Linked DNA regions of Homo sapiens: regions 1 and 2 are each linked to region 3. A link is a contact called in ENCODE Hi-C or POLR2A ChIA-PET data. All regions are on one chromosome and are shown on one strand. Each heading gives the region's core, a stretch centred on a gene start or an enhancer-like site at or near the end of the contact. The rest is flanking DNA. Distances are from core to core; before and after follow the strand shown. Region 1 overlaps FOXP1 (forkhead box P1). Region 2 overlaps FOXP1 (forkhead box P1). Region 3 overlaps FOXP1 (forkhead box P1).

The links. Hi-C counts contacts between places; a loop is a spot of excess contacts on that map. ChIA-PET counts read pairs that join two places held with the same protein, here RNA polymerase II (POLR2A). Pooled maps may share reads with other maps.
Region 1: a map of endothelial cell of umbilical vein shows a loop between it and region 3 (3-fold over the local background). The contact joins two enhancer-like sites. A Hi-C loop is called at or near these places in 1 of 168 maps with a recorded cell type or tissue (endothelial cell of umbilical vein) and 2 of 50 pooled maps. POLR2A ChIA-PET finds 5 or more read pairs at or near these places in 4 of 52 experiments (BJ, HEK293, SK-N-SH and 1 more).
Region 2: a loop to region 3 is called in a map of chondrocyte, with 1.8 times the contacts of the local background. The contact joins two enhancer-like sites. A Hi-C loop is called at or near these places in 1 of 168 maps with a recorded cell type or tissue (chondrocyte). POLR2A ChIA-PET finds 5 or more read pairs at or near these places in 4 of 52 experiments (BJ, activated B cell, activated CD4-positive, alpha-beta T cell and 1 more).

What each region holds. Positions count from the first base shown.
Region 1 is chr3:71,535,922-71,538,621 of GRCh38, reverse strand. The region is part of intron 2 of FOXP1 (forkhead box P1); the gene reads left to right. Among named protein-coding and RNA genes, the nearest start is that of MIR1284, 4.8 kb to the left of the region's middle. Within about 2 kb of position 1,326, at least 5 of the 41 ENCODE cell types and tissues checked have a DNase peak (open chromatin) inside an H3K27ac peak, as active enhancers do.
Region 2 is chr3:71,509,233-71,511,932 of GRCh38, reverse strand. The region is part of intron 2 of FOXP1 (forkhead box P1); the gene reads left to right. Among named protein-coding and RNA genes, the nearest start is that of MIR1284, 32 kb to the left of the region's middle. RefSeq lists a silencer at 1,081-1,375. Within about 2 kb of position 1,257, at least 3 of the 41 ENCODE cell types and tissues checked have a DNase peak (open chromatin) inside an H3K27ac peak, as active enhancers do.
Region 3 is chr3:71,102,432-71,105,131 of GRCh38, reverse strand. The region is part of intron 7 of FOXP1 (forkhead box P1); the gene reads left to right. Among named protein-coding and RNA genes, the nearest start is that of FOXP1-AS1, 190 kb to the left of the region's middle. RefSeq lists an enhancer at 1-727. Within about 2 kb of position 1,376, at least 12 of the 41 ENCODE cell types and tissues checked have a DNase peak (open chromatin) inside an H3K27ac peak, as active enhancers do.

The DNA of each region.
Region 1 (2,700 bases), core at 77-2,576, 430 kb before region 3:
AATGTTCATAGGAGAATGATTTATAATAGCCAAAGAGTGGAGACAACTCAGATGTCTATCAACTGGTGGATCAACAAAATGTGATGAATGTTTGCAATGCAGTGTTTTTCAGCCACAAAAAGGAATGAAGTACTCCTGCTGCACCATTGATGAACTTTGCAAACATTGTGCTAACTAAAAGAAGCCAGACACCAAGGGACCGCATATTCAATTCCATTTATAAGAAAGATCCAGAACTGGCAAATCCATTAAGACACAAAGTAGATTTGTAGTTGCAGGGAGCTGGAGAGAGAGGAATGGGGAGAGACTGCTAATGGGTATAGGATCTCTTTTGGGGGTGGTGATCTTCTAACTTATATTGTGGTGATGGTTTCACAACCGTTGAATATACTAAAATCCATTCAGTTCTATTGTTTAAAAGGGTGAATTTTATGGCATGTGAATTGTATCTTAATAAAAAGATTTCACGATCTGTCTGCATTTCTTTACTTGTAGAATGAGGCACTGCTGATTGTGCTCTCTTTTGGCTAATGCAGGGGTCAGCAAATTTCTGTAAAGGGCCAGATAGTAAATCCATTAGGCTTTGCAGGCCATACAGTCTCTCAGCTCTCTTAGTTTTGCCATTGTAGTGCAAAAGCAGCCATAGACAATCTGTAAGTGACTGGGTGTGGTTGTGTTCCAATAAAACTTTATTTATGAATACCGAAATTTCAATTTCACATCGTGTTCATGTGTCACCAAATAGTATTTTCATTGTCTTCTTCAACCATATAAAAATGTAAAAATCACTCTCAGCTCATGGCCTGTAAAAAGCAGGTGGTCAGAAAGATTTGGCCTACAGGCTAGTAGTTTGCCAACCTCTGTGCTGTTGCTACAAAAAGCTTTAAATACATGTTAGCAGCTTCATTAGAGGAGGTATTATTCTTGTCCCTATTTCAAAGATGAAGCAGTTGAGAATTCCAGAGGCTGAGGCAAGTCACCCAGATATTGGCTGCCAGGGCTGGTCCTTGACTCTGTTGAGTTCCAGAACCTGTGCCAAAAAAACACCGTCTTTCTGTCTGACCCATCTGGGTCAGTCAAGGCAGCCCAGCCCCTTCTAGCTGTGCAGGTCACTGCATGCTTCTCCGACTTGGCCTCTGCGCCTGCCTGGTGCCATTCATTATCCTGCATCTTCCATTCATTCTGGAATGCACACTTCCTTCACTCCCTTCTAGTACACTTTTCCATACTGCTGAGCCAATACCCACACTGAGCTGGGGGAAAAACAAATCCACCACCTTGCCTCGCTTTCAGTCTTTCCTCGTGACTCACTCCTTCTGGGAAGGCAATGCCTCGGCCACCTTTTGACCCTAAATCCAGCTGGAACTGAGTTCGCCTTGCTGGCTGCTGGGCTCTGCCTTGATCATCTGTCTTTCGGGAGGCAGATTGGCTGTGCATCATTTCAACCGTCTGCAGTGACAAGTTTTTTAGAGCCTCTTTGTTTCATTTAGTACCCAGGCCTTGGTTAGGACCTTAAAGGAAGTTAAAACCCCAGTGGCACCTTTTATTTAGGGATCGCTGGCTCGCTTGGCCTCAGTCTTCTACTCGCCTTTCCCACGTCCACCTGACATCCTGGGACAGTTGGCAGACCTTCCCTCCATGGCTCAGGTGGGCAGGAGGCAGAGTCAGCAGGGGTGTTAAGTCACTTCTACATCTCTGCGTGGCCGTCATCGCTGCTATTCTGCACATGTGTTGCCACTGGGGAAAATGGGACACTATATAGAGGGTGTCTTCTCCCACCACACTCTGTGGGGGTGGGAGAACCCACACCAAACGATCATCATGTTGGATTTGCATCATGGCACATTGAGAATGTGTTCAGTGGGACTGTGGATACTATGGAACCTTTCCCACAGAGTCCTTTGTAATGCCTCTGCTAGGATCCAGTTCATTGCTCAAACACCCATACATTTTTGCCCTTTATATGCGAGGATTTTATTCTGAAAGCTGTGTTATCTGTGCTGCTTTTCCAAGACAGAGCAACAACTACCAAAAAAAAAAAAAAAAAAGAGACATGGTTTAGAAGTGTTTAAGTGATAAATGCAAGCTCTTTATTTATGACTCATAATGTGGTTAAGAGTCCTTCGACTTTAGTACAGTCTCCATTCCTAGTAGTTTGGACTGTGTGAAGTGCTAAAATTCCGATTCTGTGCAAAAATGATCCTGCCAGTTGCTGACTAGGGTGACTGGGGTGTGGAGGTGAAGACATAGACCCTCTGAGCATTTGGGTAGGGGATGCGTAGGGTAAGCGAATTGCATTGTTCTGCAATTCGTGGGTCACAAGTAAATTATTGAGAGTTCAGAAACTTCTTCTTTGGCCTAAAATATTTAAAAAGTACTCCTTGTAGGGTGTCTTTGGTTATAAGTAACAGAGGGAATTTTTAGGGATGATTTAGAGTGGGATCATGGAACCCATGGTGAAATTGAAAACTGGAATCCTTCAGGACATGAGGCACCTTCTCTCTGTGTCACTCTTCTTGTGTCTCGTTGTGTTTTGACTGTGCTTTATTTTGCTCTCCCTCCCTGCAGACTACCTCAAGGCAACTGTTAGTCTGCAAATGGCCTCTCAGGACTGCCCCCAAGGGTCACCCTTGATCTCTAAGGCTTTCAGAATTCTGTCATATTATTCTGTCTGAATACTTAGTGTTCTTGTTAGGAGCC
Region 2 (2,700 bases), core at 8-2,507, 410 kb before region 3:
AGGCCAGTTTTGTTAAGATTAATTTAGTTTCCAAAAAAGATGTGCTAATTGGATTATTACATTTTCATGTGTTTACATCTATATATACATGCATGGCTTTGAAATCTACACATGAATATATTTATCCATTCAAGTTTCTCTTTTAAAAATCTGTAAGGATTATATTTTTAAGTCATTGAACCATGATGAGATTCTTTTTCAAAAAAAGGATTGCTATAAGTGATCATTATGTAGGCCATCAAAATGGAGAATAATGTAGACATGGAGCTAAAAGAAAACCAAAAAAAAGGAAGTCAGTGTTCATACAGGGCCACCAATTGAGTGCATATTTTTATGGCCTGGTTATTTAAAAATATTGGCACTTGCCTACATTGTTTAGGATTGGATGACACAGACAGAGATGTTTTGGGGTTGGGGTAATTTTTTTTTTTTTTTTATTAATTCTACAACTTGTAGACTTGTAATCAGGAGTGGCTTATCAGCAGCTTTTCAAAATCTGACATTCCACATGGAATGCCCCAATGGAGGAAATTTAGCACTCTGTGAATGCTTTTACAGTTGAATTCCACACATATGAATTATGACAAGTGAGGCTGACTACACTGTGGTTTGTTGTGTCTGGTCTGGTTCCTACTTTTAAAGTTGCAGTTGCGTTTGGTCATTTGAAGCTTATTTTCACAGTCTGGCCAAGCCAGCAGGGTCCCGGGGCTCTGCAGGGGACATAAACCACCAGCCTTTAAGCCAGAGTGCTCAGTAGATAAGCATTTCAAGACTTCATTGCATCATACAAAAGGACTTATGGGCTTATTTAACATACACTATTTGACTTAATTTAGATATTTAATGGAAAGAAAAGCCTTTTATTATCACCGAAGGAAAGAACTGCCAAACATTGTGAGGCTCAGTTGAAATATTATAACGGATATACAGAGTGCAAATATATTTCACTGCCTTACATAATGGGGTGTTTAATAATAGTTGTTTCTTTAAATTTAGCACACGTATCTCAGACATTTGCACTTTGTAAATTATAGGCCGTGGTTCAAGAAACTCAGTTTTAAAAAAATTGTTTTAATGAGGCATGTACTGATTTTTTAAAAATGACCTTCAGCTTTGATTTATGTTTATGAGCCCAGATTGGGGAGTTCATGCCAGGAATGAACACTTTCCGTCCTGACTTTTTACAAATGTAAATATGAGCAATGGCTGGGTCTGCTGACTCGATTGGACAGAGCTTAGTTGAACATTGCAGTTGGTAGGCATCAGCCCCCTCTGCAGGTCTGGTGGCTGGGAAGAGCAAGGAGCTCACTACAGCACTGGGAGGACACTACACATAAGTGTCTAGGGGGAAGCCTTTCCATTGTGCTGCACCTGTGTGCTTTCATTTTCTGAAGTACCTGGACTGGCTCAGATTGCCAAAGCCCAAGGCCCAAGATCAACTGATTTTTTTTTTTTAGAGACAGAGTCTCACTCTGTTGCCCAGGCTGGAGTGCAGTGGTGGGATCTCAGCTCACTACATCCTCTGCCTCCTGGGTTCAAGCGATTCTCCTGCCTCAGCCTCCCAAGTAGCTGGGATTACAGGCAAGTACCACCACACCTGGCTAATTTTTTGTATTTTTAGTTGAGACGGGGTTTCACTGTGTGGGCCAGGCTGGTCCTCAAGTGATACACCCGCCTTGGACTCCCAAAGTGCTGGGATTACAGGAATGAGCTACCGCACATGGCCTGACTCTTCTTATTTATTTATTTTTTGAGACAGAGTCTTGCTGTGTTGTCCGGGCTGGAGTGCAATGGCGCAATCTCGGCTCACTACAACCTCCGCCTCCGGGGTTCAAGCGATTCTCCTGCCTCAGCCTCCCTGGTAGCTGGGATTACAGGTGCCTGCCACCACACGCCTGGCTAATTTTTGTATTTTTAGTAGAGATGGGGTTTCACCATGTTGGCCAGGCTGGTCTCCAACTCCTGACCTCAGGTGATCTGCTCGCCTTGGCCTCCCAAAGTGCTGGGATTACAGGCGTGAGCCACCGTGCCTGGCCTGATTCCTTCTTTTTAGAGACAGAGTCTTGCTCTCTTGGCCATCCTGGAGTGCAGTGGCCTAATCATAGCTCATTGCAATCTGAAACTCCTGTGCTCAAGTGATCTTCTTGCCTCAACCTCCTGAGTAGCTAAGAATCAGGTGCATGTCACTGAGCCCGGCTAATTTTTAATTTTTTGTAGAGACAGAGGCTTCTTTATGTTGCCCAGGCTGGTCTTGAACTCCTAGCCTCAAGCAATTCTCCCATCTGAGCCTCCTAGAGCATAACTGATTCTTAATTTGGGGCCTAGCTTGTCCTTTCAGGAGGTGAGGAGCTGTTGTGGGTTGAATTATGTCCTCCCCCCATGATGTATACACTGAAGCCCTCACCCCCAGTACCTCACTCGGAATGTGACTGTATTTGGAGATAGGGACTTTAAAGAGATAATTAAATTAAAAATGAGATCATTAGGATGGGCCCAAATCCAGTGTGACTGGTATCCTAATAGGAAGAGGAGATTCTAACAAAAACCCACACGGGAAGACCGTGTGATGACACAGAGGGAAGATGGCCAAAAAGAGGGGCCTCAGGAGAAACCCACCCTGTGGATACCTTGATCTTCGACTTTCAGCTTCTAGAGTCATGAGCAAATATTAATGAATGCCTGTGGTTCAAGCCACCCAGT
Region 3 (2,700 bases), core at 127-2,626:
TGTCACCACCCATAGTGGTTTCTGTGATATACAGCTGAGTTGAAGATGTCGAAGCAACGTGGTTCCACAATCAGCTGCTTAATAACTAGATTGAACTTGTAAAAGCAACAGATTGGTTGTAGGTATGAGGCATCTCTACAACTGTGTAGACTGGGGGCCTCACATATATGATTACAACAAAGCTGTCAAGATGCCTCTGAGCCAAAGTAGAGAATATTTTAAGTATAGGGAGTTAGAATTTAATGAACATATTAATGCTCCAGAAACATCATTCATATCTGACAGAAAGATGTATCAGTCAGCACAACAGTCAGGTTTAGGGTTTATATATCAGGACGTTTTGTCAAAGTTTCCAGCGTCCGGTAATGTTCAGGATGTTTACTTTGCTTTGGATTTGCTCCCTCCCACCCCTCCCCAAATGTTGTGGATGGGTTTCCTGAGGTTCCATTTCTCCTTCCATCCCTATTGAAAATTCTTTAAAATAAATTATATTGTTTCCATATGCAGAACAGAATTCAGAACTGCAAGCAATCAATTTTATTGACACCATCTGAAAAAATGTTGATGACAGTTAGAGGATGTGAAAGAATTGGATTTTTAAAGTCCCCAGGACTAAGTGTGGCAAAAGAAAAAAAACTGAAATGTAATCTCATTACTCAAAAGTTCTGTTAGACACTCCTAAGAAGTGATTCTTCTTAACGAAAAAAATAAAAGCAGCAGCAACAGCAGCAGAAGGGCGGCTTCTTCTTGGATAGGCTGTGATCCCACAATGAGGTCTTGCTATCAAGCCTATTGGTTGCCTTGAAGGGAGAAAAGAGCTTCTTGGTTTCCCATGGCAGTGAATCACCCAGCAAAGATGGCTCGAGTTTCCTTAAGTTGTTTAAAATTGGTTTTAGTGTTCTGTTAATGTAAGCAAATAATCATGATTTTAGTCTTGAGTGACTTTCAGGCCTGGGCGAGTCAGGCTTGCTCAGTATTCTCCAGTGCAATGGGAGTATAGACGATGATGCGCCCCGCCAATAGAGACCACTACATCATTATCCCCAAAGTGGTAAAATACTCTTCCTGGAATTTTGAGTCTTTTTCCTGTGTGAATCTTCTGAGCAAAATCTCAGAACCAAAATAGTGATCATCAAGTCTAATGTAGAAAATTAAAGCCTCTCTCTTTTTTTGGGGGGGGAACATCTTAAGTTGATTTAGAATTTTTGTACACAATATTCGTCTGTGGTTGAAAGGGGGCACGCTGAGGTCAAGTGATGTAGTGTTTTCCATTTTTCCATATGAGTCTCACAGTGTGCGATAAAAGCAAACTCCTTTATTTTGTAAGTCTGCAAGAATTTCTGCTGAAGTGCAGAGGTCACGTTCCCTGTCAATTTGAGTAGCCAGCATTTTTTAACTACTGTTTTTTCTTTTGGTGTGTCTTTTCTTCCCTCCCCCCACCTTGCTATAAACCGTGGCACTTTTCTGACACATGCACAGTGAGGTCCTCCAATCTGAAACTCATTAGCACACAGCATTGGACCCTGTCCAGTGGTTAGAAAATTTCCTGGAGCCTAGAATAACAGCATTTGGTGCAATACCATGGACCAGAAGTGACAATGGAGGTAGTCGCACTCCCCTGGCACCCTGCCCGGTCAGGAAAGCCAGCTGACCACACAACACGGTGAGACAGAGGTTGTGCATATAGGATGAGCTCGAAAAGTTTGGTGCTTAGAGAAATACACTTCTAAAATCACAAGGCAATATCTGTTTTCCCTACACTTATTATTTCTATTGGGTCAGAGATGTTTATCAACATTCATTGCAGGAACATGAAAATAAGCAATTAGAGAAAATAGGATGAAGCTCAAGTTCCACAATATAGTATTTTTCACTTCTGTAACTATGGGTTATTTTCAGGACCTATATTTTCATTCATTCATTCATACATGCATGCATTCATTCATTCAAACTTTACTCATTGAACTTCACTATCTTGAGATAATGTGACCAGGCTGCAACCCCCTACCCTGACATTAGAAAAATTAAACAGTTTACCCTAAGTCAGGTTAATTTAAGCCAGGTTTTCAAACAGGAAACTGAGTCCCAGAAAGATAATAGTTATCATATTAAATAGTAAATACTATATAGTACTTTCTAGGAGCCAACTACTGTACAACAACCATATGGGGTAAGTTCTATTATTATTCCCATTTTACAGGGGAGGAAAGTGGAGCATAGAGAAGTTAACTTGTCCAAGGCCATACAGCTGATAAGTGGCAGAGCTGGGATTCTAGCCCACACAATCTGGCTCAAGAGTCTATGCTTTCATCCATTACACTCTACTGCCTCTCCCTGAGCTACCACCTGGGCCCCGCAAACAGGGAAAGCAAAAGGAATGGAATCAGAGTTGCTGATGCTTAATGCTCCTCGCTAACCACCAGACCACACCGTCTCCTAATTTGGACATATGTTGATGGGCATATTTGAAAAATAGTGCTTATAATTGAAATATGCACTTTCTAAAGGGAAATGACGCTTGGGAAAGAGAAGAAAGACGGGTATTACTCAAAGCCTGCAGACAGCTCTGCAAGTAATTGTCTAAAGGCAGCCGTTGAAATTGAGAAGCAGTTTGGAAAATGTACAGTTTGGGAAATTTGTGTACCGATGTAATTACGGTAGTTGTGAGCTGATGTCATGCCTAGTAACTGTTTTTGTATT